2 separate regions of the Homo sapiens genome follow, and region 2 is linked to region 1. Evidence: read pairs that join two places in POLR2A ChIA-PET (ENCODE). Cell type or tissue: GM12878. All regions are shown on one strand. Links, peaks and the distances in the headings refer to the core of each region. The heading gives the core; the rest is flanking DNA.

Evidence for each region. Peaks named below come from ENCODE experiments on the same cell type or tissue, not always from the same donor. Only the 100,000 strongest peaks of a DNase experiment are listed, where the experiment ranks them.
Region 2: POLR2A ChIA-PET joins it to region 1 with 6 read pairs; 1 of 35 experiments calls an interaction of 5 or more read pairs at or near these places.

Annotation. Positions count from the first base shown.
Region 1 is chr3:124,199,808-124,216,582 of GRCh38, forward strand. All of the region lies in intron 1 of KALRN (kalirin RhoGEF kinase), which reads left to right. Among named protein-coding and RNA genes, the nearest start is that of MIR5002, 75 kb to the left of the region's middle. RefSeq lists an enhancer at 8,086-8,135. In GM12878, for the core only: no CTCF peak of the experiment used is centred there; a DNase peak (open chromatin) is centred at 8,274; H3K27ac peaks cover 1,843 bases.
Region 2 is chr3:124,250,973-124,267,747 of GRCh38, forward strand. It overlaps KALRN (kalirin RhoGEF kinase), which reads left to right. Exons shown (of 60, transcript NM_001388419.1): 4 at 13,526-13,718. Among named protein-coding and RNA genes, the nearest start is that of MIR6083, 110 kb to the right of the region's middle. RefSeq lists a silencer at 6,523-6,582 and an enhancer at 15,467-15,990. In GM12878, for the core only: no CTCF peak of the experiment used is centred there; DNase peaks (open chromatin) are centred at 6,588 and 9,773.

The sequences.
Region 1 (16,775 bases), core at 3,395-11,394:
TTTGAGGTGGGTGGAGTGAGGCAAGATAGACAAGATGGCCACTGGAAGGCATCATCTATTATTGGATTTGGTTTTTTAGTACCTCTTGTGGGTGAGTTTTGATAGAGCATCCTACCAAGATGCATGTTCTTTTGGCAAGAGTAAGAGGTTCCTGAAAAGGTTTTTCAACCTTCTCTGGTATTTGCCAGATTCCCCATGACCGATCCTCTTCTGCATATGTCTAAATTTTGAAATGGGAAACTAGCATCATAAACAGGAAGGTGGGTGGCTGCAGCAGTGGCTGCAAAACTCAGGTATGCAGTGTGAGAAGATGGTCAGTGGTGTAATGAAAAAAGTACTGGGTTGACAGTAGAAAACTGGGTTCCTAACCTGGTGCTACCACTAGTAAGCCGTGGAATATTTGGTAAGTAACTTCTTTCTGAGCCTCTCCCTCAACTTATAAATGTGGAATAAATCGTCTCTGCTGTCTTAGTTCATTTGGGCTGTTATAACAAAATACCATAAACTGGGTGGCTTACAAACAACAAACCTTTATTTCTCATAGTTCTGAAGGCTGGGAAATCCAGGATCAAGGTGCCTGCAGATTCAGTGTCTGGCGAGGGCATGTTCCTCATGAATAATGCCTTCTGTGTGTCATGGCAGCAGGGGCAAATGGGCTCTCTGGGGTCTTTTTTAAAGAACACTAGTCCCATTCATGAGGGCTTTGCCCTTAGGACCTAATTATCTCCCAAAGGCCTATCTTTAAATACCATCACGTCGTACTTAGAATTTCAACATATAAATTTGGGGCAGGGGGACAGAAACTTTCATTCTGTAGTTCATGCCTTAGAGAATTGTGGTGAACAATGCATGAGAGAATGCATGCAAAAGTGACTCAGCATGTTACATGGGAGGGGTTACATCTGGGAGCCTGAGAGGCTTTTCTAAGTCTGGGGTATATTTTTTTCACAGCTTTTCACATTGAGAGAGCAGAAATTAAGAGCCACCCTACACCATCCCTCTTGGGAGGGTGGTGTAAGTGTCCTTTTGATTTGTGAATCCGTATGTATGGCATAGATAATGCAGGTTAGTGTACTTAATATCTATTCCAAAAACCTCTTTCCTTCCTTTATTATCAAGGATAGAGAGTGAAATACTTAACTTCCCAGCTTCCCTTGGCACTAAGGAAGATGTGACACAATTTTGACTATTGATATACAGGCACAAGCCAATGGGTGATCTTCTCTTCCTAAATAAAGGTAAAGCCATCCAAAGAAAAAGCTATTTGCTTTTCACCCTCCTTCCTCCCTAGAATGGGGATATGATGCCAGGAGATTCTGCAGCCATCTTGTGACCAAGAGACAAAGGCCACGTATAAGACAACAGCCACCATTGAGGCAGCTCTGGAATGCCAGGTCCAACCTCTTACTTAAGACAAATAAGCACCTTACTTGTTTAAGCCATTATGGTAGAGCTTTCCGTGACTCTCTGCCAAATCCTAATGTAGGATTCTGAAGTCTGGGAAGTCCCGGCTGAACTTGGGCTCAGAAGCTGGTGGAGATGCTGCATGGTGCAGGCCATCCCTTCCTTGCAGGAGGAACAATGGCTGTCCTTGACTCCATCTGGCTTAGCTCCTGGTCACTCCAGTGTCTTGGCACTTCCCCTGGAGGACTGGAGCTTTGTGTGTGTTTTCTTTTTTAGGAAATAAGAAAACATCACTAGTATTCAGAAATTTTCCCTTCCTGAAATAGAATCCTTTGGAAAAAAAAAGGATTTAAAATGCTGTTCTCGTCAAAAAACATTTATAAAGTCTTGGTGTATGGTGGCTATGCTGTGGTCTGTACAGGTTGATGGATGTGATCTCCATCCTCCTAGAGCTCCTTGTGGGAAGGCAGATGTGTAGACCTCCCCCTGGGTGCTCCTAATCTAATGGAGGACACTGAGCATAAACAAGTGATAGACCTGGGAGTGTTTGCTTTTTGAGAATGTTTAACTTTTGAGGACTTATAAATTAAGTCTATAAATGCAGCTAAGGGAGTGGTTCCTGTCTTGGGGGAGAAGTGGCTTTTACTTGGGCCACATCTATGTCTCTAGCTAGGTTTGGCCCTTGGAGCCCTGACCAGCAGCTGCTGAAAACGAGGCTCATGCACTCAGCAGTCTGGGGCCAGCTGGAGCCCTGTGATGGGGCCAGGCTGGGCCAGATGCTGGGGCGGAGTGGGAAGCACTTCTTGTCACATCTAATCAGTCCCACTTCTTCCTGTCTCCTACCTCCCTTCACTTGCAGGGGAAAGCACAGCAGCTTCAGAGCTAGCTCAGGTTGCAAGTATGAAATTTTATGTGCTTGGCATGTTTCATCTACATGGAAGTGATTTGGAAATTTTACATTAGGAAAAACATCAGCATGAAGATCTGGAAAGTTCCCTCTTTGTGTAGAGAAGTGGCAGCCACTTCACTTTAGTTTTTTTGTTTGTTTTGTTTTTTTGAGACTGGGTCTCACTGTGTCACCAAGGCTGGATTGCAGTGGTGCGATCACAGGTCACTGCAGCCTCAACCTCCCAGGCTCAAGCGATTTTCCCACCTCACCCTCCCAAGTAGCTGGGACTATAGGTGCGTGCCACCATGCCCAGCTAATTTTTGTATTCTTTGTAGAAATGGGTGTTTCACCACATTGCCCAGGCTGGTCTCAAACTCATGGGCTCAAGTGATCTGCCTGGCTAGGCCTCCCAAAGTGCTGGGATTACAGGTTTGAGCCACCGTGCAGCCTACCCTAGTTTTTTAATGAGAAGTCGGGTAACCTAATTTTCTTTGAACCCTCCCTCCTCCTCCTCCTCCTGGTCTCTTTTCCTTCACCTTCTGTGGGGCTCTCTATCCACCCTTCCAGCCTGCCTGCTCCATTTGTGGTATTTGCTTGTCCCTTCTGTGATTATTTCTTACAACAGATACAATGGGGGCCCTTCCACCATACTTTTGCTTCATCACCTTTTCTTCAAGACACACCTCTTCCCCTCTGGAGAGTACAAAATGTGATTCCCTTAATTCCTGAGAATCTTCTAGAGTCTCTGGAGCTCTCAATGCTGCTGTGGTCCTCTGAGGCTATCCTGCTGCCCTTCTGGCTGTCTGCATCTCATTTGCAGTGTGTCGTGCCAGCTGGCAGGCTGGGCCGTCAGCACTCTCCACTCGCAGCTTTCTTGTTTCCTTTCCTCCCTGACAGTTCTGGTGGTTGCTCAAGTTCCATTAATGTTTTATGTGCTGCCCCCAGGAACCTTGGTTGCAGTACTCTGGGGAAGTTCCCACTCCTCCTTCCTCCTCACTGCAGAACTTTGAGGATAGAGAGATCATTTGTTTCCCAGAAACCTGGTGTCATCGGTCATCAAGCTTCCAATTAGCTGAAACTCAGTGCAGCAGTTTGGGGTGCCAACATTCTCCCTGACCAGGGAGGGAAAGCTCCCAGGGACAGTGATAGTCTGGCTCGTTATCCCTGAGCTGAGAGTCAGCCTTCTCATTAACCCATTCTCCTGGGCTCTTCATTAGCACTTCTGACCAAGACAGGTTCTATTTGATTGTGCCCATTTGGTGGGGATGGAAATTAAGACCAAGGGAACCAGGAGGCTGGGTTTCAGGTCATGTAGTGAGTTGAGGGCAGAGCCAGGCTAAAGCTGATATCTTGTTTTCTGACTACTGGTGCTGTGATTAGCATCTTCTATTGTCCTCAGGGGACTGCTGGAGCCTGCCATGGGCTGCTGCTGGAAGAGAGAGGTTGGAGGGACCCAGGCAGCAGCTTCCATGGCTTTATACGTATTGCTTGGAATAATGTTCCCAAAGCCGAGTGATAAAGAAAAATAATAATAATAGGGCAATAACTAACACTGACCTCCTCTATGCCAGGAATTGTGATAGGTGCTTTCTGTCTTCCAGTAACCTACCAATTCAGGAGTCTTCCCATTTTACAGTTGAGGATTCTGAGACTCAGAGACATTAAGTAATTGCCCTCCAAAGGTAGCTAACAAATGGCAATTAGCCTTTCTACCTTACACTCAGAGTCCTGCTAGATCTATGTGAGCAACACGGGTTTGAATTGCGTGGGTCCACTTATACATGGATTTTTTCAACCAAATGCAAATTGAAAATACAATATTTGCAGGATGTGAAGCTCTTGTATATGGAGGGCTGTCTTTTCAAATATGTGAGTTCCATAGGGTCCTCAACTGCAGGACATGAGTATGTATTCTTGGGTTTTGGTATACGCGGAGGTCCTGGAACCAAACTTCTGTGTATACTGAAGGGCCACTGTAATTGCAACCTCTTCAAAAATGGGAATCCCCTGTAGATCTCTGTTCTAAGTATTTTTCTGTTCTCTGGCCAGTCAACCTTACATAGGTTTCTTCATAGGACCCTTTAATTGCCACAATTATTGTTTTGCTCTTATGCTTTTATGAGTCTGTTCATTATGCTTTTATGAGTCTGTTCAGCTCTGGCAAACACAATTCTTTAGACTCATTGAATCTAAATATAAATGTAGATACCAAATTTTCTACTTTTAAAAATCTTCTAAACCAAATGGGATGATCAGCCAGGTTTAGGAACAAACTGCTGTGGGCTACAAATTAAAACACTAATTTCTTTATTTTTCACATGGGGATTATTCTCCACATGTGGAGTGTTTACTTTAAAAGAAAAAGAAATGAATGCAGGCTTACTGCCTGTAACCACTCCATAAGCTTCTATGCTCCTTTCTCCAGATATTGGATTGGTGCATACTCATCTAATTAAGATGCACTTTGATTCAAGAAGTTAAATGTTGTGTAGATCAAAGAAAAAAATTCCAGTCATTTATCTTTGGCTTTGGAATTCATCATGTGATTTTATCTTCAGCTTTGGATTATCTGTGCTGCTGCATTAATGTGCTAACTGCACGTTTTTCTTTTTTTAAAATAATCCCTGTTTTAGAATTTACCTCAAGGGACCTGTGATGCCTCCCCCATCTCTTAGTTTAAAAACTAAATCTCTAAGGTCTTTCTTTCCAAAGCTGTCCTCCGCACTGCTCCAGAATTTAACTGCCTCCCCACCTAAAACTAGTATTTTCTTTCCAAATTATTTCTTATCAGCTTATTAGGAGAACTCCTCATGGAACTGTCAGAAGGTTGAGCTGTGTTAAGGGAGACATACTTCTTCCTCATTCCCTTGTGTCTTTGTAACATTTGCTTTTACTGTTTCAAGTTTTTGTTTGCAAAGTCTGCAATCCAGGAATTATTTCCTTATTATTGGTCCTGAAATTCCAACAAAACAGCGTCAGGACATAGTGTTGCCTTGCCATACTGGTCCAAATAGGAAGGCATAGTCAGTGACGTGCTGGCAATGTTTCCAGGGAAGAATAAAAGCCCTGGTTGTGGTGTTTGTAACATTTGCTGATTTCTATTGTGTAAATACTCCTATCATAGCAGATTTCAAGCTACCAACCTGTTTAACAACGAGCTGGCAAAAATTCTGAAAATTACAATTAGTTCTCAGAAACCAGAACAAGCAGGCTCTAGCACACCACCAGGTGTAGATAACTGTTTTAGGGAGCACTCCAATCAGGTGTGATATTTTACACAAATGAAAATCGCTCTCGCAGCTCCTACTTGACAGTCGTGTGACCTTGGGCAAATCATTTGACTTCTATGAGCCTCAGTTTTCACATCTATGAAATGCAGACAATAATATCTATCTCATGAAATAATATGAGAGGATTTAATGAGGCAGTTACTATAATGGGCCTGGCATATGGTATGAAGCAAATGATTCTTCCCCTCCCTGAAATGCTAGAGACACAGAGTAGAAGATAGCGGGAGAGTTTTGAACTTTGGGTACCATTTAATGGAAACACCTACTGGAGGTTGGAGATGCAACTGGTTGAAAAACAAGGTCAAATATTTAGATTTGGGAATCAGAACAATAACAGTATAGTACCTTATGTTCATATCGCTCTCTAAAATTTACCTGATACTTTCACGTGTGTTTGTAAGAGGTGTGAGAGTGGAGGAACTCTTAGGGAGAAGAATGGAGGACCTGTCAAATCCCTGGCAGCTGGTATCTAAATTCTTCCAAGTTTTCCCCTCCCCTGTGCTCATTATTCTGTTTCTCTTTGAGTTCTCCTGCCGTTTTTGTACCTAGATCACTGACATATTCTTGTTGCTTTTAAAGAAACCATGTGTATTCTTTATAAAATACATTAACACCTGACATAAGATTTTGAGGTAGAGATAGAAAGCAATTTCTTCAGTCTCCACAGTTTGCCACCCTGATATTAATAAGAGAGTGTTCCCTGCTTATTGGTCAGCATAGGTTGATGGCTGTAATAACCAGTAAGTATCAGAGATCACGTAATAGAAGATTATTTCTTGCTCTTGTCATAGTCTCCTACAGATGTTCCTGGTTGATGACAACCCAGGACTTACCCTTTCTATTCAGTAGCTTTGCTCATAGGGCCTCAGAGTCCTCCACTGAACACTTTGCACCCAGCCATCCGAGGATAGATGAGAAGAGAGAATGTGGAGGACATACATGTGGGATGATTTTATGAGCCAGTCCTGGAAGTGGCATATGATACTTCTGCTCACCTTCCATTGACCAGAGCTCAGTCATACAACTGTTCCTAACTGCAAGGGCGGTTGGGAAATGTAACAGTCGTGTGCTTCAGAAGAGAGAATGAGCTTGGTAAGCATCTGGCCAATCTCTGTACCAACCTTATATGGATTGGTGGAAATAGTCACCACTATGGATATAGGTCAGTCCAGGTCACCAGAGACGACTTCTTGTGCTTATTGCATAGGGTTTTCTGGGTAGTGTTGCATGTTGAGAAATACAGCTTCATTCCCACAGTTAGACTAAGATTTCATCTAAGTTAGACTTATAGCATTACATGAGTTTCCAGGACTTTCCAGGACTAGAGTGCTTTGCTGAGTGTACCAGCTGGTTTTAGTCAACACTTGAAATTGGTAATAATATTTGCTGTTGTGTTTATAATTACCACATCATTAACAGTCAATGGGATGGGGAATTTCATGGGACTCTTCATTTCCATTTAGTCACTTATTATTGTCTAAAATGCCTCAGACAGTCTTCTGTGGATTGTTTTTGTCACTTGCCTACATGAAGAAGACTGATTTCCCACCTCAGAACATTGGCGTTGGCACTTTCCAAGGGGTTGGTAGAATGTCTGGCTGAGAGTGAAGGGACTATTGGGCTAGCTGGAAGAGGCAAGCAGCAGCAGTGAAATACATGGGATCCACTGGAACATCACAACAAACAAGAAGTTTCCCTCAGGTCAGCATCATCATCCAAGGTGAGGAGTCCTGCAAGGGAGAGTCACCAGAGTTTGCAAGTTGGGGGAGACATTCGGGATCAGGCTAGTCTGTGGTTCCACATTACTGGGCCATCACTCCATTCCTGGCAGGCCCCCAGGCAGTGACTAGCGGCACATAGACATCCTTCCCTCCTTCCCCTGCCAGGAAAGGGGTATGGCAAGGGATGGGCAAGGCCCTAAATAGACAGGTGGGGTTTCAGAGCACAGTGCTAGCTGTAAGTTGCTAATTATAGGGCTCAGCAGGAAACTGAGGTAGAAACCTCTGTCCTGTAACTCTCTGTCTTGTAACTGTCCCGAAACTCGGGGGCTGGGGATTCATCCCAGGCACATCAAACAGCGTGTTTGAGGCTGCACCAAACATGGCTATGTCCTAACCCTAAAGAGATTGAAGTTCTGGATATGTCCTATCCAGGGTGACTTGGGAGCTAGATGAGACAGATCTATATGTATGAGGCTTCATGCACAGGCTTTGGAATAGGATAGACCCATATTCAAATCCTGACTTTATCCTTTCCTAGCTCTATGACCTTGGGTGCATTATTTGCTTTCTCTGATCCTCAGTTTTTCATCCATAAAATGTGGGAAACAATATGTACCCCTTAGGGTAATTGAGAGAATTAAGCAATATAGATATGCAAAGCACTTAGGAGCCTGCACTTAGGAAGTAACCCTTAATAAATGGTAGCAAGCATCTACCACAAAGTCCCACGAAAGCAGCAAGAACAAAACAACAGTAAGCAGGCCTTGGGAAGGCAGGAGCTGAAAAGTGGGCTCATGTGATGCTTGATTGTGTTCTGTGAGGTAAGTGATCACCAGTGGGGCAGGGGTAACTTGGTCTGCCTGCTGGCTTTACCAGCTGGGCTTTCCACAGACATTGTTAACAGTGAGACTGGGTACACGCTTTCCCCCCCAGTTCAGTGTCCTTAAAATGGAAAGTAGAACTACTAAGTCAGCCCACATCCTGGCCATGCAGCTTCTTTGGTACTTTCCACCTCACCGCTTGAGGACCTGCGCTTTCTCCTGGCAGCCTGCAGCGTTATTATTACACATTGTCTTCTAACACGCACATATGTAACTAGAAGCACAAAGGTCCCTAAAATGGTAGGAAGGGGCTTTTCCTGTACTGGCACTCAGCCTCTAATGGCTGGAAGGTTGAACATAAATTGCTTTGACCTTGAGCTTCAAATGCTGTAAGTCTGGAGGGCTGCCCATGCCTTGGAAAGAGATTGGCCTTCCCTTTAAGACAAGCAGGATGAATTATGAAAGGAAAGGGACTTCTTCAAGAATCTTGATTTTTAAAGAGCTTGTATATACTTTTTTGTATATAACAAAGTTAAAGGAAGGGCAGATAGCTCAACTAAACCTAGCAATTAAAGTGAGCTTGTGAACAGTTGTGATAGAGCAGGGTTTTAGCTCTCTGCTTGGGGAAGATGGTCTGTTACAGAGGGAGATGAAGAAGCCCTGTTCTCCTGCTTCCACTGTCTCCAGCCAAGAAAATGCACTTCAGATTAGAAAATGCAAAATAGATTAATTCATATAGAACCAAGAGCCAGCCAGGTACAGTGGCTCATGCATGTAATCTAAGCACTTTGGGAGGCTGTAGCAGGATGATCACTTGAATGCAGGAATTCAAAACCAATCTGGGCAACATAGGGAGGTCCCATCTCTATAAAAAATTTAAAAAATTAGTTGGGTGTGGTGGTACATGCCTGTAGTACCAGCTACTCGGGAGGTTGATGTGGGAGGATTGCTTGAGACCAGGAGATCAAGGCTGCAGTGAGCCATGATCACATCAGTGCACTCCAGCCTGGGTGACAGAGTGAGACTCTGTCTCAATAATAATAATAATAATAATCATCATCATCATCATCATAACCAATAGTTAAGAAAAATAAGGGGATAGTAAAAGCCCTAAACTCCTTCAACAGTCATGGCTATAATAGCTGCAATTGATTATTTATAGGGACTTTATGTACATTGTCTCTCTATGAGTTTGGTGTTATTAGCCTTATTTTACTTATGAGTCCACAAGGAACTGAGAAATTAAGCATGCTGGGTTCTCAGAACTAGAGAGATTAGAACTCATGTCTGGGCCAGGTGCAGTGGCTCACACCTGTAATCCCAGCACTTTGGGAGGCCAAGGTGGGCAGATTGTCTGAGCTCAGGAGTTAGAGACCAGCCTGGGCAACATGGCAAAACCCCATCTCTATTAAAAATACAAAAAATCAGCTGGGTGGTGGTGGTGTGTGCCTATGATCCCAGCTAGTGGGACTGGGGAGGCTGAGGCATGAGAATTGCTTGAAGCCGAGATCTCGCCACTGCACTCTAGCCTGGGCAACAGAGCAAGACTCACTCTGTCTCAAAAAAAAAAAAAAAAAAAAAAAAATCCATGTCTAACTGTTGTGTCCACCCACCCTGACCTCTCTGAGAGTAGCTCTGCATCTCAGGCCTGAAGGAACTGTATCCTGAAATGCTAAAGGAATTTGCCTATGTGGTTTTAGAGAAACCACTAAGAAATTATAGGGTAGAGATAGGAAAATGCCTAGAACTTGAAAAGAAAGGAATGAATAGAATCTGAAAATTCTAGACTTGCAAACTTGATCTCATGACCTAGCAAAATTCTAGAATCTTAACTTTTGCACTAACTGGCTATGCCACCTTGGGCAAATCACATCATCCCTCTGGGCTTCAGTTTCCTTGTCTATAAAGTATATGCTTGTATTACATCATCTCCAGGGTTCCCTTTAGTTCAAAGTATTTCATCCTAATAAGTTCCTTTAATATGTTCTGACAGTTTTAATGTTTCAGTCTTACCACCATGAAATAACTCATTTTCATTTGGTATCAGATGCTCCAGTGTTTCTTCAGAGAGTAAAGGGTTAAGAAGATGGAGTTTGGAGTGAAAGAGTTGTAGGTTCAAATCTTACCTCTTCTCTGTACTAGTTAAATGACCTTAAGCAGATTATGTAAACGCTCTCTGTATCTCAGTTTTTCCTCTATAAAATGCTAGTCTTTCCTATACTTGCATTTATTTCACAGGGTTGTTTTAGAGTTAAATGAAATAATATGTATAAAGCACTTAGCTCAGTGCCTAGAATATAACAAATACTCAGTAAATACTAGTTCCCATATTTATTGATTCTAAGATGCTCTTTTTCCTTCTACATTTTGCCATCTCTGAAATCAGGATGCATCTTATAGCTTATGGTGTGTAATAGTTTAATTGGCAGCAGTTTTTTCTTTTTTAATGGCACATAAACTAATGATACATTTTGCAATTCACTAAATATGGTATTTCCCCAGCATGGTTCTTATCCCTAAGGTTCTCATTTCTCCTCTGGGATGCTCCTTTCTTCAACTTTTTGCAGGCCATTATCTCTTCTACAGCAAAGCAGATTTAGGCAATGGAACAGCTGGGGAAGTGACAACCTCAGCCGTCATCTTATCTGGCTCGTTTATTTTACTGGTTTTGAAAATGGAGGCCAGAAAGGGGAGAAAGAAGAAAAAAACACAAAGGGAACTGAGGTCTTCGGATTCCTAGTCCAGTGTTCTTTCCCCCATCAGCAATGTTATTGGCATGGAACAATCCCACAACCATGACTCAGTTGCTCTGTAGATGCCTGGGCCCCAGTTGGATGGTGAATGCTTCCAAATTTACATATAGATTTTGATGGAAAGATTTTAATCCTACAGCCACAAAGCTGGAAATTAATAGATTTTGACTACTGCTTCCATTTGCACAAACGCAGAATTCTAAAATTTTAGAGTTGAAGGGAATAATTTTTTTTCCTGTGGGAACTATAATGTTCTCACCTTTGCTGTAGTCTGAATTTGCAAAGCATGCTCTCTGGAGGCAGCACATTTCCTCTAAGTTATTATGTCTACAATTTCAGGAGCTGACAGCATGTGGATAATTGTGTCTTGAATTGTGAATGGTTTCTGCAGTTTGGCTGTTCCCAGGTTTGTACAGCTGAGCCCAGTGGCAAATCAATCACACAGTTCAGACACTTCATTGATTCATTCACTCCATCACCTAGCACTTACTGGACATCTACCAGTCACAAGGCACACACATAGTCTCAGCTAATTCTCATAATAGCCTTATGAGATGTTACTTACATTTTGCAGATGGAAAAACTAAGGAATAGTGATGCTAAGTTACACTTTTTTGAGGTGGACATTGATGAACCTTCCAGATGTTGATTAGGGCATTTTAAAGCAAGAGATAACTTTATTGCTATAAGAAAAATGACTCAAAATTGAAATAGTAATATGAATCATTTTATAGTACAATATGTGAACAAATACAGAAATATGTCCATAGCCTGTAGAAAAGAAACAGAATGTTCATTGGGGATCTTATTAGCTCTACACATTAATTGTATCAGTGAATTCAGTGGCCCTATGGTGGGCTCACAGGTAAAAGGTACAGGCCCATGGGCTTAGGAGAGGGCAGCAGCAGCCTCCCTCCAACAGCACACTGGTGAGAAGTAATCCCAGTTACCCCAGCCTAGTGTCTCATTGTGCTTTATATTCTAGTTGGATGTTTGTTGGAGTCTTCATCGCTGCATGATGAGGACTCATACCTCTTGGTGACATGTCCTTTCCCAGTGCTTCTCGGGGCTCTCTTCTGCCTCTCGATTTTAGAGGAGTGGTGGCAACACAAGTGGAGAGGAGGCTACTTGCTTCCCCTTCTGTGGTACCTCTATTGACTGAAAAGCATAGGGCCATCTCTGGGGATAGAAACTGCATGACTCTTGTGCCTTTTTGGGAAGGCTTCCTGGAGGAAGAGGGATTGACAGCTGAGGTCAGAGCCTTTCTAGAGTTCTCTTTCTTATTCTGGGGATTAACCTCAAACAGCAAATTCAGAACATGCAAATAAATAGAATAACAGACAAAAATGAGGCAAGGCATGGGCATTTAAGAGACCAAAGCGGCAGAGGATTATAAAAATCTAGAAAAGAGAAACCAGAGAAGTGGATTCATACAGTTTTAAGTTTGGGATATTTTTTTCACATGGTCTTTATATACTTTTACAACATTGATTTTAATACATATTTGTTGTAGAAAGTTTGAAAACTATAGAAAAGTGTAAAAAAAAAATGAAATATCCCCATAATCTCACACCCCAGAAATACATTATGTCCATATTTGGGATCACATCAAATCACTATTTCAGAAGGTTAAAAAAAAAAAAGTTGAGTCTCAGCAATCTGATATGATTTAGCCTAACCTATATAGTGTGTGTATCATTAGTATCCTAATTTCTACTTTACATGTTGCGAGCATTCTTCCATGAAATTAAAAATTACTCAGAAATACAAATTGTAATGGCTGATTTGTATTTAATTTATACCTATTTCAAGTTTATCTTAACTATCCCCTTTCTGTTGGATACTTAGGATATTTGCAATTTGGGGCCACATTAAAAAGTATTGCATGAAACCCCTTGTTTGCAAATATCTGTCCTCCTTTTTCCTTAGTTCCTTCACATAGACATGCAGAAGGGATATCACTAGATCACTGTATTATTATTATTATTCGTATTACCAAATTGCTTTCTGAAAAGGTTGAAGCAATTTTACTTGCACTAATGGGGTTATAGGCAGGAAGAGGTAATTAATGCTGAACCTTGCTAGCATTGATGATTATTGCCTTCTCAAAATCTTTGCAAATTTAATGGATTTTTAAAACATCTCATTGTTTAGTTTGCATTTTCTTTATTACTAATTAAGTGGACTGCTTTTTCTTATGTTTATTATCCATTTTCCCTCCTTTTTGAAATGTATATTTATATTCTTTGCGCATTTTTCAAATAGGGAGCAGTAATTTTTTCTCTATCGTATTTGATACACGTTTCCTAGCTTGTCATTTGCCTTTTAAATTTTGTTTATAATCTGACATATAGTTTAAATTCTACAGAAACAAAACCATCAATATTTTTCTGATTTCTTTAAATGCTTTTGTGCCTTGAGAGCTCTTTCTTATTCAGGGATCAGTTAAATGACCATGCATGTTTTCTCTTAAGGTTTTTAAAAAAATGTCATTTTAAAGGTTTGGGCTCTAATCTCTCTAAAATTTATTTTATTTTGGTGTATGGTATGAAGTTGTCAGGATTAACTGGATTTTTCTTTTCCAAATATTCAGTTTTTCCAGTGCCATTTATTGACTACTTTATCTTTCCTCCATTGTTTTAGATTATTTCCTTATCATCCATTAGATTTTAAAATATGCCAGATCTGTATTAGGGCTATGTTTCAGGCTCCATTGATTGTATGTTAATTCTTGTGTCTGCTCCACCTTTTAATAATTTGAGTTTAAAAAATATACTTTCATATCTGGTAGGGCAAGCCCAACCCATTATTTATCTTTTTTAAAAAAAGTTTAATTATTTTTATCTATTTGTTTTTATAGGTAAAAATCTAGTTGAAAATCCCTTTGGCACATAGGGGGTACTAAGAGATTCATTCAACAGATATCCACTATAATGTTTAGCTTTTTAATCCAAAAACATGTGATTTTATTTGAATTTTATTTTATTTGAATCTTCTTTTATATCTTGCATTTCAAAGGGATAAACCCTATTTGCATACATGGAAAATTATCCCTAATGAAAAATGGAGTTTTCTTTTACAGCTCATTTGGACTTCAGTTCTTTTAGTCATAAGACAATTTCATCTGTGATGAGTGGTAGCCATTTCTTATTTGCCACAGGATCACATTGCAGAGTGAACAGCTGTGTAACACAGTTGTCCTGAACTTTAAATAAGGTTGCTCTTAAAATGCTATTTGACTTGTTATCATAACCACAACCTAATTATTAAACTTTTTAAGTGTATGAATATTTTACAGATATTCTATATATGAAGGATCAATATACAAAAGAGGGAATTTGCTCTTTTCCAATTATTTCAAGAATAAATAAGAAAAATCTGACATAGAAAAAAAGTTAAACATTAACAAAATCTGTAATCCAACTTTTCAGAGATAACTGCTGTGTACATATATATATGTATATATATATGGTTTTTATACACACACAAACACAGACACTGTATGCACAATTGAGACATGGTTGTACATAACTATTTTATAATCTTTTTCACACTTAACAATATACCGGAAAATTTCCCAAGGCATTATACTTGTATAATATTTAATGCATATTTAATGAATGCATTGAGTAGATATGGTTTATTTAACCACATCCCTGAGGTTGAACATTTGAGGTTGTTTCTGATTTTTTGAAATATATAAAGCTATCATAAATCTCTTTACTCCCTAACTTAAAATTATTCTAATCTTAGCATATAGGCTATGTTCTGAGTTCACATGCACATTTATCCATGGACAAGACAATCTCATGGCTCCCTAGTCATGGCAAGGACTCCTCTTTTCCAGGGAGCTGAAAGAGCAGGGGACCAGATATCCCAGCCTCCTAGAGGTCTTCTGCTAAGATTACTGGGAGAGGATTATGAGTGCTGGGGAGTTGGTGAGAAAATCGTTTCAGAGAGCATGGAACTGAGAATCTAAGCAACCTGGGGACATTTATTCTACATGTAGCAAGCAGATTTTAGGATCCAACTCACTTGGATTTGTATTCACCACTTTCCTGTGCCTTCACACCTAGCTCTGTGTGTTAAGGGTAACATAACCTCTCTAGCTTTTGTTTCTCTGTGAACTCCCCCTACTTACTACAGCCTGACAACTCAAGGCCAACTAAGAAAAAGACTCACAGGTCACTTACTCTCCCCAGACCTCTCTCCACAGGGCTCTGAAGGCTGCCTACTAGGTAGATGTGGTGGCTTCTTCATCTCAGATGGTGGCCTCGCTATCAGGATGTGTTTTCAGTAGGCATGCTTCTCAGAAATGCCACCTTGACCTGTAGATCTTTATGTAGAACCCAGTCTCATAAGGGCAGGGGGAAGAGGAGTTGGGAAAAGAAGGAACAAGGCCTGCCAACTGCTGGCAGCTGCTGGCAGCTATGGTCATGGAGATGCCCCTGACCATAGCCCCCTGGCCACAGGAGGAGGGACAAATGCACAATCAGCTGGGCAGCTGGTCTTCCTTTGGGAACAGGAGGCTTTCTTTTACATCTGGGGCACCTGGGTAGGGGAGCAGGAGTAGTTGTAGTACTCGCCGAATAGCCCAGATTGGGTAGCAGAGGGAAACAATAAAAATTCAGAGGACCCACACAGATGGGTGTGAGCAGTGTAGCTTACTGGTATGCAGTGGGAAGCTGGGGAGGCATTTTTTTAGCTGCCGTTTTCTGAGTTTACTCCGTTCACTTACTCATTCACTTGCTCACTCATTCATATATTCAGTACTTATTATTGAACATCTACCAGGTGTCAGGCCCCATGAAAGAGATATCAAGATGAACAGAGAAGAGTGAGCATTATGTTTACTTAGTATCAGCTAGGTGTCTGGTTTTTCAATTTTCCTCCCTTAATCATTACAACAGCCTATGAAGTGTAGGTATTCTTATCTCATATGAAGGAACAGAGACCCAGAGAGATTAAGCTGTCTAAGGGCACACAGCTAATAAATACTGGAGCTGGGAGTCAGACTTCTGTCCAAAGTCTGTGCTTGACTCAGGGCTGTGACCTTCCCCTCAAGACATGCTTGTCCTGGGAGAGCTTGCTGTCTTAAGTAGAAGACAGCATGATGAGCAAGTAATGGCCAGGTGTGTCCTATGGTGCCAGCCTCACTAGGAACACTCCAGAAACCTTATCCTGCCATTATCCAGGCTCCAGCAGATCTTGTTAAACATGTTTGCAGACCCTTTCTGCTGGCTCTAACCTTGACACAGTGTCATGAATCGAGGAAGGGCCTGGGGTCAAGTTGTCATCCCTCCAATGGCGGGGGTGTCATAAGTTTGGAAGGCTTACTGGAAATGTACTGCCTTGGTGTCTACAAAACTCATTTTGTGTTCAACTAACCTCAGTTCTTCCAGCTCTTAGTAGCTCCATAATGAGAGAGAACCACCTCTAATAAAGCTTATTCTTACAGCACAGGATCTTTCAGACAGCCTTCACCTTCTACCATCTGCCACAGTTTCCATTTATCTCAGCTAAGGAATCAAATCATTTCATTTTTTTCTCTGCCAGCCCAACCATGGTATTGGGTTTCAGCTAAACCGTGAGTGTCATAAAGTGTGCTGTGAGGGAGGCAGAGCCTAGAAAATAGGATCTAGTGGTTTGAACCCAAGATAACTTGTAGACTCTCACTATGACTGCCCTAGGCTATTGGTTCTCAACGATTTAGGGTGTCATAGATCCCGTTGAAAATCTGTTGACAACTGGACTTAAAGATTGTCTCTCAGAAAAATGGACACATATGGACAGATATGCAATGGTTTGTGTACAGTTTCATGAGGTTCATGGCTTTCCCCCATCACATACATTTTGAGGCAGGGTTTATAGGCCTGCTTCAGTTTGTCAGGTGAAAA
Region 2 (16,775 bases), core at 5,851-13,850, 54 kb after region 1:
GCCAGCTAGACCAGACTCTAGGAGCAATGGTTCTTGTGCTTTCACAGTTTTCATGTCTTCTCTTGGCTAAGAGTAGCTCCTTCCAAACAAATGCTGTGCTCCCAAGCCACTCTGATTCAGAAAGTGGGTCTCTTCCTTTGGTGAACAGGAGTTGTGTTTCAGAGCCTGTAAGGCTGTAAAATGACCTTACTGATTGACAAACCCATCAGGGTTTATGCAGCTGCCTCATGCTGGTCCCTCCAAGGTGTACATCCTTTGGAAGACTGCGTGCATTTGCCTGATCCTGCTGTCACCCCCGCCATTCCCGGAGCTCTCTTTGGGAGCTCCCTTCAGCTGTGGGATGCTCTTTTGACTGTTTGCGGCGTGGCATGGCAAGTCTTTGCTTTTTTTTTTTTTTTCTTTTTTTCTTTTTTTTTGAGACAGGGTCTGGCTCTGTTGCCCAGACTGGAGTGCAGTAGTGCAATTTGGCTTACTGCCACCTCCACCTTCTGGGCTCAAGCTATCCTCCCACCTCAGCCTCCCTAGTAGCTGGGACTACAGGCATGCGCCACCTTGCCCAGCTACTTTTGGTATTTTTTTGTAGAGACGTGGTTCCAACATCTTGCCCAGGCTGGTCTCGAACCCCTGAGCTCAAGCAAGTCGCCTGTTGCAGCCTTCCAAAGTGCTGGGATTACAGGCGTGAGCCACTGTCTTTGTTCTTTTTGAGAGGACTTGATTTGTAGAATATTTTGTTTAAAGGCAGCATTGAAGACAAGTTGGGATTTGGATGCAGAGATCCCGCTGAGTGATTTTAGGCCTCTGGACCTGTCACTTTATGGCTATACCTGGGAATGTTGGGTGTGACCCTGGGACCTGAGTCTGTGCTATTGAATACTTTACCACACTCTGCCTGGAAGAGAAAAAGAGAAACCACCACATCCCTGTTCCAGGTGTTTGCAATGAGAGGTCTTTTTGTTTTTGTTTTGTTTTGTTTTTTAATAGTATTATTTGTGTAGAATTAGGTAGCAGACTTTAAAAAGGTGGAAACTATCAACCTTCCTCATTTGGTCTGCAGTTAGGGTTTCCCTGGGACTCTGATGGGCAAGAGTTGGGTTTGCTTCTGGCACACTTGAGGGTGAGGAACTGACAAGGAGTAGTTCCTAGACCTAGAAATAGGCAAACAAATCTCTACAACTTTGCCTTCAGTGGTACTTAACCATGGCTGCACATTAGAATCACCAGGGGGAACTTTTAAAAATGATCGAGTCCAACCCCAGACCAATTAGTCAGAATCTCCTCACTTTATAGACCTGGAATAAGGCAGTTGACAGTTAGATGCCTGGTCCAAACGGCTAAGATATCCAGCCGACTGTGTGACCTAAAGCAAGTCACTTCCCGCCTCTGAAACTTGCTACCCTCAGTTCTAACAGGAGGAGCTAGCAAGAAGAAGCATGAATGTTTCCTCAAGATCAAGTGTTCTACGCATCTATGAGGCAAGATAGCATGGCAGTTTTATGCACAGATACTGAGTCAAACCACTTTATAGAGGAGGACTTGAAACTTAGATTTAGGATAAGATACTACCTTTGCACCACCCCACTGCCCCCACTAGCCCTGGCATCACAAATCAGATGTGCAGAGGCAAAAGATGTGTTGTTAAATGGGTAGAAAAGACACTAACTCTTTGGAATAATAACCTGGGTAAGAGGCCAGAGGGTGACTTCCAGTACAAACAACAACAAAAACCTCTGGATGAATTAACGTAGATTCTGAGGAGGTCTTTTGGCAGCTGGATTACAGCTTGACAGAAAGACAGCTGGTGGAGAACAGTCACCCATGACCCAGCGGAGAGAGCGCATGAGCAGCACAGGGAGCCCCACCACCTCTCTCCTGCCTTCTGGATACCCAGCCATCCAGGAGGCCTCCCCATTTTAAAGGACCAGTTTGAGAACTGTCTGTGGGAGCAAACATTCATTCAAAACCCATTCCTAGAGAGCGGCTCATTCTCTGTAAGACACTGTCTCATCCAATATTCTCTTTACTACTTCTGATTATACCAATTAGAGAACTTAAAGCAGGTGATAATGTGTCTTTAACACTTTTCTTTAACACCTGCTGATCTCTGGTGTTTCAGAAAGTGGGTGTGGCTTGGGGCAATCAGCAGAAGTACAGAGGCAGTTAGAATAGCCCTGAGGAGCAGAAAGCAGCTTAACATAGATCAAGTAATGGGCAAAAGTTTGAACAAAGTCTAGATCCCACAGCCAGAGACTCTCCACATGTCTGAATGGCTTGAGAATTCTGGCACAAATGGGTCAGGAGAATTGTTTTCTCTACAGAACTCCAGGAACCTTTCTTTCTCCTCAAATTTGGAAGAACTCAGTTTATGTAATGATTTAGGGTAGACATGGGTGCAGCACAGTTCTGGGAGAAAGTGTGAAGTGGATACTTACTTGGGGCTACTTTTTCTTCCTCCCTTTTCTGGTTTCTGTCTGCCTATGGTGAACGGTCTGCAGGTACTAAAGGCTGCCCAGGCATCATGGATAAGACTCCTCCCGATCATTCCTCCAAGTCATCCTGCACTGTCAGCCCTGTAGGACCAAAGCTGTGCTATGGCAGGGCCAGTGCCACCCTCATTAAATGAGGAACTCTTAGCTTGCCTTGTCCTTCTTCTCTGTCAGCCACTCCTCAGTGACCAGGCTAGCTCTCTACCCGTGTTCAGTTTGTCACCTTCCCTGGACATCCTAGTGAATAGGTCTTATTTGAAGGTTAATTGTGCTCCATCACAGCCCAAGCACTAGGGATTCCTGGTCCTCACACTAGGATTCTGACATCTTCACACTGCTGATACCCTGAAACACACACCCAGGCCAAAGGAACCAGCCCCCAGCAGCACACACTAAGGAGGTAAGCAGAAATCTTCATCCCCCTGACTGGTCTGCTGGAGTGGTGCTTGTTATGGGTCTCTGCTTCCCCACCTGCCATCAGAATGGATCAATGTGATCTTTATTCCAGCAGCTGTTTTAAGTGGGAATCTGCCAGACATTCATAGAAATGGGGTAGATCTCAGGTGGCATCACATGAGTGGGGGCAAACAGGGTCAGGCCATTTCTCTGCTGCCAGAGCACAGTGGAAACCATGAGGAGGATGGTCCTTATTCCTGAGTTAGGGGTTTTAGTACTCACACAGGATACCCTGGGCCTCCAAGCCAGATTATTTGATGTTTGCTTCTTCAAGGGAGGATTTTTCTTCCTGTCACTTCCAGAGTTCTCATGGTTTTATAAAAGACCTGGAGTAAGGCAGTTGACAACTAGATGCCTGGCCCAAATGGCTAAGATATCCAGCAGACTGTGTGACCTAGAGCAAGTCACTTCCCACCTCTGAAACTTTCTACCCTCAGTTCTAACAGGAGGAGCTAGCAAGAAGAAGCATGAATGTTTCTTCAAGATCAAGTGTTCTATGCATCTATGAAGCAAAAAAAAAAAAAAAAAAAAAAAAAAAATTGTAGTTTTATGCACAAATACTGGAGTCAAACAAAACAAGATTCAAATCCTGATTTTACCCTTTCCTTGTGACTGTAAGCAACTTCTCTGAGCCTCAGTTTTCTTAACGGTAGGGCAGGATAATAAATAGCAGCTACTTATGAGTTTCATCTGAGGAATTCATAAGATAATGTATATAAATGTTAATACAGAGCCTCATGTGTTCGGTAAGTTAGCTTTTACCACTAATATGTGAATATGTCTCATTTTTACCAAAAAAAGTTGCCCCAAATTTCAGTAGTTTGGCTCTCATTGTATATGTCTATTCAGCTGGAAGATTTGAGGTCCTCACGATTTAGAGGGCTAGCCAAGATGTAGCTGCTGGTCTCCTGCTTCCTTACCAAAGTTCATGATTTCTGCTTCCTCCCCTGGCTGCAGTGGAGGAGCAGCCAGCATCCAGGCTGTTTGACTCCTCAGGGCCTTTGCACAGGCTGTTCCCTCTGTCTGAAGTATATATATATATTTTTTTTTTGAGACAGAGTTTTGCTCTTGTTACCCAGGCTGGAGTGCAATGGTGCGATCTCAGCTCACTGCAACCTCCGCCTCCCGGGTTCAAGCAATTCTCCTGCCTCAGCCTCTTGAGTAGCTGGGATTACAGTCTCCTGCCACCACACCCAGCTAATTTTGTATTTTTAGTAGAGACAGGTTTCACCATGTTGGCCAGGCTGGTCTTGAACTCCTGACCTCAAGTGATCTGCCCGCCTCAGCCTCACCAAGTGCTGGGATTACAGGCATGAGCCACCGTGCCCGGCCTCTAGTATTTTTTTAGTGTTCCCCTAACAAATTATTTCTTATAGTTTCAGTCTTTGCTCCTCATGTGGGCTGTCCTAAGAAGTTCTTAAGACTTATCATAACTTGCATTTATTCTCTTTATCTAGCATTGTCTTGTGTCCACCTCTCCTTCTAGAATGAAACTTTCATGTTTCTGTCTTGTCCACATTTATATATACCTGGTGCCTGGTACTGGGCCAGCCACAAAGTAAATGCTCAATAAATGTATGTTGCATGAATAAATTAATGAACTAATAGATAATATGGTGCATTTATGTGACACTGTATTATTTGTGAAGCACCTTCATAATGAGGTTCTCCTTTTGAAGCCGTATGAATCTCTGTAAGGCTCTAGAAATTGGTCAACCAGAGCCTGGCTGTAGATACCCCACAATAGCCATGACAGTTGCCACGTGGGAAAGCACAGGGTCATGGCAATGCATAGGAAGAGCCCCTTATCCCAGTGCAGATGGAGCAGGGTGGGGAGGGAATGTATCTGTAAGAGAAGACTTCTTGGAAGAAGAGGCTTGTGAGGCTTGTGAATGTAAAAATGTGAGTAAAAATTACCCAGGCAAAGATGGGGTTGGCGTGGGCAAGCACAAAGGCATAGAGGCATGAGAGGGCAAACTGAATATAAAATTGAAACTAATAAATGCATTAAGAGAGGCATGGATAATGTGTTGTCTGTTTTAGCGAGGAGGAGATTGCTCTGACAGAGGATGATCAGGCAATAATGTAGAAGAAAGATCAGGAAAGAATAGAAGGTAGCATTTGAATTTAACCCTGTGGTCAGATGATAATGGGCGGTATGCAAGGTGGTTCACTCATGTGGCCAGGGGAGAATCCAGAGAGACACTCTGGGATTTGCTCAGACAGGAACCTGGAAAGAAGTTCAGGAAGAAGAGATTGGAAGTCAAGATGGGAGAAAGTGGCATTTGTCTCCCTAAGGCCAAACTGTAATGTAGGACAAAGCTTGGCCTGGGGTTGTCATTGACAGGTGCTCAGCCCTGCTGTCTGGGTCCAGAGAGACCTGTGGCTTGAGGCACTGGTACCCTAATTGCCCCCTGCCCCTGAAGTGGAGGTAATTGAGTCTCCTAAAGTGTGAAACAGAGCTGGGATAATAGTAGCAACTAAGACAGAGAAGGCAAATCCAAAGGCCAACAAACTGGTTGTGTAAGTTTGTAAATGAGCGGGGAGTGGCTTGAAGAGTGGTTTTTAAGCCTTCTCCAAAGACATAAAAACTTTACAGACAACAACAACTGTGCCTAATAAAACCACTTTGGGGGATTGTCTTCAATAGTGGGCTGCTAAATTGTGATCTCTGCTAGGCTACCATTAGTGAAAACGATCAGTTGTGACACGCCTATTCATTCATTCCTCACACACCCACCCACCCACAGAAGCCCTCTACACCTGGATCTATCAGACCTGGAGCCAGCCCAGTGGGTCAGGAGATGACTCTGTGGGCATCAGGTGTGGGCAGGACCTAACATGCACCTAGAGAGACACCCAGGCCTTGCCCAGAAGTTTGAGATGTGGCTGCCAGGTCAGGTGTACGACAAGAAGCAGAAACCTCGCAGTGATTTCATGGCAACTTAGAGAGGGGAGCCAGGGAAAGCAAATCTTCAGTAGGTGTCTGAGCACATGCAGCAATACTGGGGAGGGAAACTGCCAAGCTCTTTAGGGAAATCCTCATTAGGCCAAGAGGAGGAGCTCAGTCTTTGCAAAAAGAACCAGACATTTACTCCAATGGCAGAAATCCTTCCAAGCCTATTCTTGCAATAAATGACTCCACTGGAGAGACCCTGAGGCCATGGAGAGAGAAACTAACATTTTCAACAGGCTTCTGTATGGTGTAGTTGTTGTTCACCTTGCAGATGTTGTTCTGACTTATTTCATTGTTACTCTATCTATTTGTGTGTTACCTACTATTTATTAAATGCATATTGTAATATCTGATTTAGACAAAGTGAGTTTTTATCATTAAACTCTCAAAAACCACACCTAAGAGTGCTTAACTGTTGTCCTTGGATCACTATGGGGAGAATCCTGAGCTTTATCCCAGACCAACATTCATCAGAATATCTGGAAGGCTTCCCCCAAATCAGCATTTTTAAACAAGTGTTCTAGGTGATAAAGAAAGTCACTAAAGTTTGAGAAGCATTGGCATAAAGTGGTGAAAGTGCTTTTCTGAGATAGCACAGGCTTACTAAGTGAAAACGGCCCCAGTGGCATTTAATGAACAAAAGAGGAAATGGTACAAGAAACAGCTGATCAATCATCCAGTCATTTGGTATACATTTATGACTTCTGGGCCCAAGAGCCCTGGAGAGTCTATGAAACAGAACACAGCTCAGTTTGAAGGGATTGTAATTTATCACAAAGGGTGAGAACCTGGCCAAGGGGGCCTCAGGGGACCCATGGCCCAGATGGGAAACTATAGGGCAGGGTGAGCACAGGGGAGACAGGGCAGTGGCTGCCTTCTCCCTCTCAAGTAGCAGGTGTGGGAACAGGAAGGGGGTCACCCACTGTTCTTTCCCCTCCTGAGGGGATTTAAAAGTCTGCTTTGAAAAATATTTTTAAATAAAAAATAAGGATATAAAAGTCTGCTGCTCCAAACTTCACCCTCCTATGCCCCCGTCCTCACCATACACAATGCAAACTTCTGCCCTTGAAAGTTTGATTTGGGCTAATAAATATCTTTTAAAAGGTAAATCACCTAAAGGAAAAAAAGCAGGCTACCTGTTAGTTATGTTCCACTGTAAACGGGTCTGCTCAAACTGCTGTCATTTGAGCACAGTGAATGAGAGAACAGCCTTGGGGAAGAGGGCAGGCTGGGGAGCAGCTGCGGGAGTTGGTTGGCCAGAGAGCACCATGCAGACTCTGGCCACTGCTGGGGTTGGGGAGACAGAGCCAGGGGGTGGAAGTGCACCACAAGCAGCCTCTGATGTCTGTGGCACTTCCTGCTAATCATTACAGAGATTAACCAGGAAGACTGCTTCCTTGCTCCAGCATTTATTCTGGCCCCAGCACCCCACTGAAATTTCCCTGACTCAAGAGACCGTGGCCTCTTGGTTGCTAAGTACAATAGTTCTGCTCTTAGTGAATGACCAGTCTCTCTGCAGCATTTGACACTGTGGTTCCTCCTTGCAATCCTCTCCTCCCTTATTTCTTTGACGTCATTCCTCTCCTGGTTCTCTCTAACCTCTTCATTTTTTCCTCAGGGTCATCTACTTCCTTCTCCCACCTCTTAAACACTGATATTCCTGTCAATTCTATTCTTGACTCAGAAGATGGTTCTTTTCCTCTTCCTGGATTTTGCTGGGGGATCTCACCCACTTGTGTGCACATCAGCTACCACCCATTCGGGGATCTATTCATTCAGCAAATGTTCTTGAACACCTACTATGTGCCAGGCACTGTGTGACTCCTGAATAAAAATTTCCACACCAGATTTCTCTTTTAACTTCCAGACCATATATCAAATTGCCTTCAGAATTTCATATATGTATGAAATATACAATTGGCCCTCTAAATCTGCTGGTTTCACATTGGCAGATTCAACCAACCAAAGTTTGAGACCTGCTGATTCAGAGAGGTGGCTGTACGTATTTTCCATCAAGGATGGTTGAGTACATGGATGTGGAACCCACAGATATGGAGGGCCAACTGTATACAATTTATATTTACATTATTATTCATAACACTGTAATAAAAATAACTGTCTTAGACTGTGTTTAATATGACAGGGATTTGGATACAAATGATTTATTAAGGGTCTGCTATTCAGGAAAAACTTGTAAGAGACTGAAAGAAGCAGAGTTAGGAAAGGGGAAAAACCAACTAAGGATAGGTGAAGACTTCAGGTGAAGTCTAGCTGGAGCCTTCTGGGGAGACTGGGGAGGCGGTGAAAATGCATCACACTTCAGAGTTACTCTGCAATGAGGTAAAGGAGCTAGGCTCTGACATACCTGTACCAGACAGGCACTTGCTAGCCCTGGTGTGGGAGTATAACTGCCCAGGTTTCTCTTGGAGAAGCGTAGGCATCAGCTAAAGCAAGTATTCAGAGATGGTTACAGGCATCAGCTGATAGCTCCAAAACTCTTGGAACTGGAGAAAAGGCATAGTGGTTAGTAAAGGGACCCTGGGTGGACACCAGTGACATCTCCTATGGCAGCTTAGACTTACACAGAACAGTCTGTGTATGGCACCATCCTAAGTGATTTATGTCTATTAGGCTTTAAGACAACCCTGTAATTATTATTCACATTTTACATTGTGGGAACTGAGGCACAGAGGGGTTCCACAGTAAGTAAATGATGGGGCCAGTATTCAGGCCTAGGAAGCTGGTTCTAGTTTTCATACCCTTAGCTGCTGCCTCCCCTTCCTTGTTTGCACCAGGCACTGTAGTAGGCACTGAACATTCAACAGTGAAATGAATAAAAACTTCCTGCCCTTACTGAGGTTACTTTCCAGTGAGGGAAGATGGACAGTAAATAAGTAAAACATATTATCCAGATGGTAATAAGTGCTAAGGAGAAAAATAAAGAGAAGGGGTATAAAGAGTGCCGGGTGACAGTTACAGGTTTAAATAGGGTTGTCCATGGAAGACTTCCTTGAAGAGTCATTTTAGCAAAGACCCTTCTTCTACTCTTACACACTCCTTTGGGCTGACCCCAGTTTACCCTCCTTCTGCACAGTTGGAGGGTAATCTGTCTGAATCACCTGATCATGTTCCTTCTCTGAATCTTACCCTTCAGTGCCTTTAGGACAAATCCACTGCTCCTGCCTTGCCATATGAGGTGCATTCTGATTTGAAGCCTGCATCCACTCCAGTCTCGTCTCTTGCAAGGCCTGATTCTAACATTGTGGTGCCTAGGGCAAGAGTACAAATGGAAGCTCACATACCCTTTGTCTGAATATGTGAAATTAATGTAGCAAGCTAACAAACTGTTAAATAAAACATGTTCTGTCCTTCTACCTTGACAAATATATCTTCACAGCAACCTAGGAGGCCAAATTTAAATTTAGATTTGTTGGACTCCTTTGAGCTCCCAGGCCCAAATGTGGCAGCACAGTAGACCAGCCTCCACTCATGCTCTGCCTGCCTTCTCTCTCCACTCCCTAGCTCAGCCCTACATGGCAGGGGGACCTCATGCATTCAAGTGAACACCCCAGCTCACACATTTATATTCTAGCCACATCCTTGCAAATAGCAGCCCTTTGCCACCCCTCAGGCTTAGGGGTACACATAATGGTGGTGTTACTTGCCCTTGGGAATTGGACCCTGGAAAGAGATACCCATGGGCCCAGGAAGTAGGCTAAGGGTCCTTTGGGCGGAGAGTATTAGGGTTTCAGATACTAGGAGCTTGGCCTAGAAGGGGAAGAGGGATGTGCAGCACAGACTGTATGTGGGTGAGTCATCTTGGCTCCTGGGGTGGAGGGGGTGGGGTGTGCAAAAAGAGGGACAGAGCCCAGAATGGGACTCTCCAAGGCACTCAGAGCTGCACTCTCTTGCATTCAAAGGCCTGAACCAGAGTTAATCACTTGAACTTTCTCAATATGCCATGCTCTTTTGCTTCTCTGACTTTGTGGTTTTTCACAGACTCCAGAAGGGAGATCATTCACTTAGACTCCTTGCCCTAATTTATCCCGTCTCCTCTGAGTCCCCTAACTTAATCCCCTCATCTCTGACCCCCAACTCCTGTCCCCAAACAAAAACACCCACACATAGTGTCAGTGTGGTGGGTTATAGTATGATATAGTAACCTGAGCTTGGGTTTTCTTTTTTTTTTTTTTGTATTTTTGAGTAGAGATGGAGTTTCACCACGCCGGCCAGGCTGGTCTCGAACTTCTGACCTCAAGTGATCTGCCCGCCTCAGCCTCCCAAAGTGCTGGGATTATATGCGTGAGCCAGCCTGAGCTTGGGTTTTCAAGTCAACAGTCCTGGTTTTGAATTTTCGCTTAGCCACTTACTAGTTATGTGATCTTAGGCAAATTTTATGCCTCCATTTCATCTTCTGTCACATGGAGATAACCATACCTAGTTTATGAAGTTATTGTTAGGATATAATGAAATGATGTATGGCAAATACTGAACTATAGCCCCAGCACAGAATGAGCACACAATGAAATAGTCGTTTCCCCTTTCCCAGCTATGCCCCTTACTTGAAACCAAACACACAAAGCACCTTGGAAGATTAGCCTGTTTTCACAGAAAGATGCCAATTAGATTAGGTCACAGCACTCAGCTCCTGGGCCTCTTTCTCCATCTCCTGAGTTATTGAGAACCTCCTACGGAATATTAGGACCTAATTTCTACTCTTAGTTGTCAGAAATGATTAGTTAACAGGGCATAACCTGCTACTGACCACCAGCTTTGGATGCTGGGATTGTTGACCTCCAGCTCTTGGTAGCAACACAGAATATTTGTTGTTAGGGACAAAGAATTCTCAGGTCAGCATAATTACAGCAACAGAGATGGAGTCTGAGGAGCAGGAAAATAAGGAAGACAATCATCTCTAAGGAAAGGCAAGACCCACAGTTAACGTTGCCGAACCTGACATAGTTGGGCATGCAACAAATATAAGTTAAGCTAAACTAAATGATGCTCAGTGAGAAAACTCCTAAATCCCAATAGAAAGCCACTAATCCCTGATAGAAAGATGGACAAAAGAGCTGATCAGGTAATTCACAGAAGAAATATTTACAGGCCAAAAAGCAATAACTAGTAATCAAAGAAATGCAAATTTAAATATAATATAATATATTTTTTAATAAAACGGGCAAAGATTTTAAAAATTCTATGACCAGTGCTGGTGAGGATACAGGAAGGGGGTGGTACTGTCATACACTGCTGGTGGACATGTAAGTTGACATACCTTTCTGTAAAACAATCATGAGAATGATCAAATAAGTTATGGTATAGGCATAAGATGGACTATCACTAAATGCAACAGATTGGAAGAAATTTTAGACATGAGAAAAAACTACGTTACAGTGAAAAGTAGAACAGTATATGATATGAAAACTCTACGCACAGAAAAGGTGGAAAGGAAATAGGCCTGGGTGTTATAAAGTCCTACCATTAGCATCTCTTGCATGGATCTTTGACTACTTCAACTTTTGTGTAATTATCAGGTGTTTCTCTTATAATGGGAAAGAAATCCTGTAATTTGGAGAAAAAGTCACATTGCTTTAAGACAAGAAGATAGACAAAATTATTTATGGAAAGCTTCGGCCACTCATTGTTTCAATAAGTGTCAGGGAAGAAGAGGCAACTCCTTTCCTTTGGGATGCAGGATTGGGGAGAATACTCATCCTTTCTCTCATGCTGGAGAGAGTCGCCTCTCCTGGGGACTTTTCTATGTACCAGGGAGGCCTAAGTAAGCTGCCTTGTGCTTGAGACACTCACATAGTCAAGAGCTGTGGTCTCTTAATGAGGCTGTAACAATCTCATCACTGGTTGAAATTTAAGAATAAAGCCCCCCAAAAAGGTTTTTATTTCTTTTTGTGACCTGAATCCTTCTGTGGCCTTACTGCCAGCAGCTGTAAGCAACTGATATGTGGTAGGCACATATGTGGGTCAGGTAACATACATAGTGGTTTAAACAAGTGCAGTCTGGGAAATGGGAAATTAAGTGAAAGACCCTAAGGAAATACTATGCTGGTATTTATATTTTAAAATGTGAAGTAACCAATGTCTATTTTGAATTATAAAATAAACGGATTGGCTTTAAAAACATAAGAGAAGGAAAGACCCCTAACTACCCAAACATAGACTTTCTTCCAAACTGAGATGTTATAACTATTCTGACCTTCGTTTTTTTTCTTCCTATTCTCAGGAGTTATAGTCAAAGTTCAAATGTTTAAATAAACTTTGCTACTAAGTTATATAGCAACATCTTGATTTATTTAGCCTGCTTATGTCTTGGTTTTCAAGATGGTCACTGTCACTTCATCTTGCCTTGATTTCAAGAGTCACTCCTCCCCCATCGTCCCTCAACATCCTGATACGTGCATTTCACACTGTGACTCTTACAATGGAAATACATGAAACAACTGGTCTGCATCTTCCATTCCAGTCAGTTCCACTCTTGGCTCTCTCTGAGTGATCAGCATGACTCAGCGATCTGATTTTTTAAGCTGACTTACATTTTAAACCACAAAGCTGGGCATGGTGGCGCAAGCCTGTAGTCACAGCTACCTGGAAGGCTGAGGCAGGGGGATCATTTGAAGCCAGGAGTTTTGAGACTGTAGTGCACTGTGATTGTGCCTGAGAATAGCCACTGCACTCCAGCCAGTGCACATAGCGAGACCCTGACTCTTTAAAAAAAAAAAAAGTAAAAAGAAATAATAATAAACTACAAGTAATACATCTTAAATACAATGGTGATAAATACATGTTATTCATACTTTGTGTACCATCTCTCATCAACTGGCAGAATCAACATAGAGCCTTTTTTTGAAAAAGTATTCTTTGGCCCAGTTTGGGCTTAGTGGCAAGATGTACCAGTGCCTGTCACTGATGTGAGCACAGGGCAGAACAACACCCCTGTCAAGGACTTTCCATCTCAGGTTTAAGAGGCAACAGGGTCTCTGTCTTTAGAGAACTGGAATTTCAATGGGGAAAACATGATTCATTTTAGGAACAAGAAAGGGAGACAAACATTAAAATAAAAATCAAATACAATTGTGAATATCCAAATTGTAAACATCCCAACAAGTACAGTTGACTACAGGTTGGGTAGCTCCTATCCAAAATGCTTGGAACCAGAAATGTTTTGGACTTTGGATTTTTTTTTTTTTTTTGCGGTGGAGGGGAATGTTTGCATTCTACTTGCCGGGTGAGTATCTCTAATCCGAAAATCCAAACTCCGAAATGCTGCAACAATCATTTCCTTTGAGCATCATGTTGACCCTCTTAAAGTTTCAAGTTTTGGAGCACTTCAGATTTTGGATTTTCAGATTAGGGATACTCAACCTGCGTAAGAAAGGCCAAGTTATTTGCCAAGTGCTGGGAGAAGGCAGAATGCCAGGACCATTGGTCAGATGTAGAAAGGGTTTTCTAAGGCAGTACAGTTTGAGCTGAGTTTGAAGGTGGCCAAGAGACCTGGCATGAAGTTGAAAGAGTGATTCTGGTCAAGGGGAGTGCAGGTTTCCGGGTGCTTTTTGACTGTGTACTCCAAAGTCTCAGCTACCCAGAGTGACCATACCGACCTCTGACCTCCCCACAGTGAGGACGTGTGCAAACGTGGCTTCACTGTCATCATCGACATGCGGGGCTCCAAGTGGGACCTCATCAAGCCCCTCCTCAAAACGCTGCAGGAAGCCTTTCCAGCTGAGATCCATGTGGCCCTCATCATTAAACCCGACAACTTCTGGCAGAAACAGAAGACCAACTTTGGCAGCTCCAAATTCATCTTTGAGGTGAGCCAGATTTCTCTCTCTTAGCATCTTCTTTCCCTTCCCCTTCTGCCATCCACACATTTCTCACGTCCTCTTCTCTATCTACCATACAGTATGTGACACCTCAAGGGCTGAGATTTCAGGATTCCTTGGCCGCCATGGCCTTACCAGTTAGAGTATGGGGAGGAACAAGAGGCTCACGAGATTGTCCCAAATGCACACCTTCATTAGACAGTCTTATTTACTGTTGGTGGTTGTGTTAACTGGGACAACTGTTTGTGGAGGCAGCTTTGCAATTTGTAACAAAAACCTTAGGAAGAGTTTATATCCATTGATGTAGCAATTCTTTTTTTATTGCTGTATCATAGTTGTACATATTTTTGGGTACATGTGACATTTTGATGCCTGTATACAGTATATAACGATCAAATCAGAGTAAATGGGATATCCATCACCTCAAACATTTATCATTTCTTTGTGCTAGAAACATTACAGTTCTCTTCTAGCTTTTGAAATATACCATAAATGATTGTTAACTATAATTCCTCTACTGTGCTATTGAATACTAGAACTTATTCCTTCTATTTGACTGTATTTCTGTATCTAGTAACTAATTTAAGAAAATATTCTTTTTTTTTTTTTTGAGATAGAGTCTCACTCTGTTACCCAGGCTGGAGTGCAGTGATGATCTCGGCTCACTGCAACCTCTGCCTCCTGGGTTCAAGTGATTCTCCTGCCTCAGCCTCCTGAGCAGCTGGGACTACAGGCACCTGCCACCATGCCTAGCTAATTTTTGTGTTTTTAGTAGAGATAGGGTTTCATCATGTTGGCCTGGCTGGTCTCAAACTCCTTACCTCAGGTCATCTGCCCACCTCAGCCTCCCAAAATGCTGGGATTACAGGCATGAGCCACTGTGCCCAGCCTAATTTAAGAAAATATTCTTAATATGAAATCTCAACAAACAAGAAGGTAAAAAGCCAGGTAAAATTGCAAACAAGAAATGTCTACAAGAATGTTCATCACAGCTCACATGTTCCTATACAATAGTATATATACACATGTGCATAAATATTTATACATATATAGTGCATATACATACACATATATAGGTTGTATCCTTGCTAGCCATGACTGTTGGTGACATTAATCCACAAATACTGGCTGGGCGTGGTGATTCACGCCTGTACTGTAATCCCAACACTTTGGGAGGCTGAGGAGGGTGGATCACTTGAGGTCAGGAGTTCAAGACCAGCCTGGCCAACATGGTGAAACCCTGTCTCTACTAAAAATACAAAATTAGCCGGGCGTGGTGGCGTGTGCCTGTAATCCAAGCTACTCAAGAGGCTGAGGCAGGAGAATCACTTGAACCCGGGAGGCGGAGGTTGCAGTGAGCTGAGATCGTACTATTGCATTCCAGCCTGGGTGACAGAGCGAAACTCCTCAAAAAACAAAACAAAATAAACAAACAAACAAAAAAACAAAACAAGCAACCCAAATACGATGAAGCCAGGAAAAGCCATATTTAGAAAAAATAGTATTAAAATATTTATTGTTTAGTAAAATGCAGGTGATAAAACAATATGGACACTATAATCTGAGATTTGTTTTTAAAGTGCATGTATGGAGAAGAAAACTGAGATTGAAGATGTTAGTGATGGTTTATTCTACGTGACTGGATAGTGGATGGTTTTTATTTACTTCATATGTTTTTATTTTTTTCAAGGATGATGTATTACTTTCATAATCAAGGAAAACATGTTTTTAAACTAAATTTTCTGGAGGGTATATGTTTCCCCTGAGAATTTTCAATGACAATACATCAGATTAAATCAATGATTTAAGCGTCTGTATTCCAGCCAAATATAAACTGTTCCCTTCCTCAGAATTCTAGTCCTCATCTGCAAGGGGATGAACTTTTAAATGTGTGTGTGTTGAAAACACAGAGCTGCTTTTAATCTTTCAGCAGCTTCCCATTCCAGACTTTTGTGCCCTGGGGGCCAGGAGCGCCTGTGTGTGGTGTCAAATAGGCTGTGATTTGAGCACAATGACCTGACACTTGATGCAGGCGATTCTCACTCTGTGTAAACAATACAAGAAATTTGGCTTGGTATAAAAACAGTGACCTATTATAGTCTCCTGGCACCCCTCCAGAACACTAGAAGTCCTGCAGGGAAATGCTTTCTATATTTTGGCTTGTTTATACAGAGGTGGTGACAACAAGCCTATAGATGTATAAGCTGAAGAGACTGAAAAGCATCTTTTCAGTAAGTCTTGATACTTCTGCTTCAGCATTGCTGGCCTGCATGTCCCATCTCTCTGTACCTCTTTCACTCTAAGTTGAACAAGCTTGTCTCTGCCTCCTAAATAAGAGGATAGGAGAGATAGCTGGGGGCCTCCCAATCAAAGGAATATTTATAAGGCAGTATCTTAAAAACAGTGAATTTAATACTTAGTGCAGACTGGGGTGACAAGTGATACAGAGATGAGAGTATAAGCTTGTTCAACAACAGATACTTATACAACAGATATATAATAATTGGTAAGTATAATGATGGAGGACTTCCCGGAAGTGGTAAACTTTGAGCCAAATTTGAAGGAGAAAGTACTTTGGAATAGGGTTTCTCAAGTTTAATGCACACAAATCTCCTGGGGATTTTGAAAATGCAGATTCTGCCTCAATAGGTCTGGGGTAAGGCCTAAGATTCTGCATTTCTAACAAGCTCCCATGTGATGCCAATACTGCTGGTCTGAGAGCTATGCTTTGAGTAGCAAGGATGGAGATTAGCAGGAGTTTGCAACTCTACTTGCACATTAGAATCATCTGAGGGACTCTTAAACCTACTGATGTCCAAGCTCCCATTTAGCCAATTAAATCAGAATTTCTAGGGATGAGGTTTGAGCATTGGTATTTTTGCACACTCCCCAAAGGATTCTAATGAGCAGTCAAGTTTGACAACCATTGTTCCAGACCAGTCCTCCTGCCTATGGCACCTCCTTCCTTCCTCTTAGGAGAGGGGTGGAAAGAGAAGGAACAAAGAGGGGATGCTCAGAGAGTGGCAAGACACAGAGAGATAAATT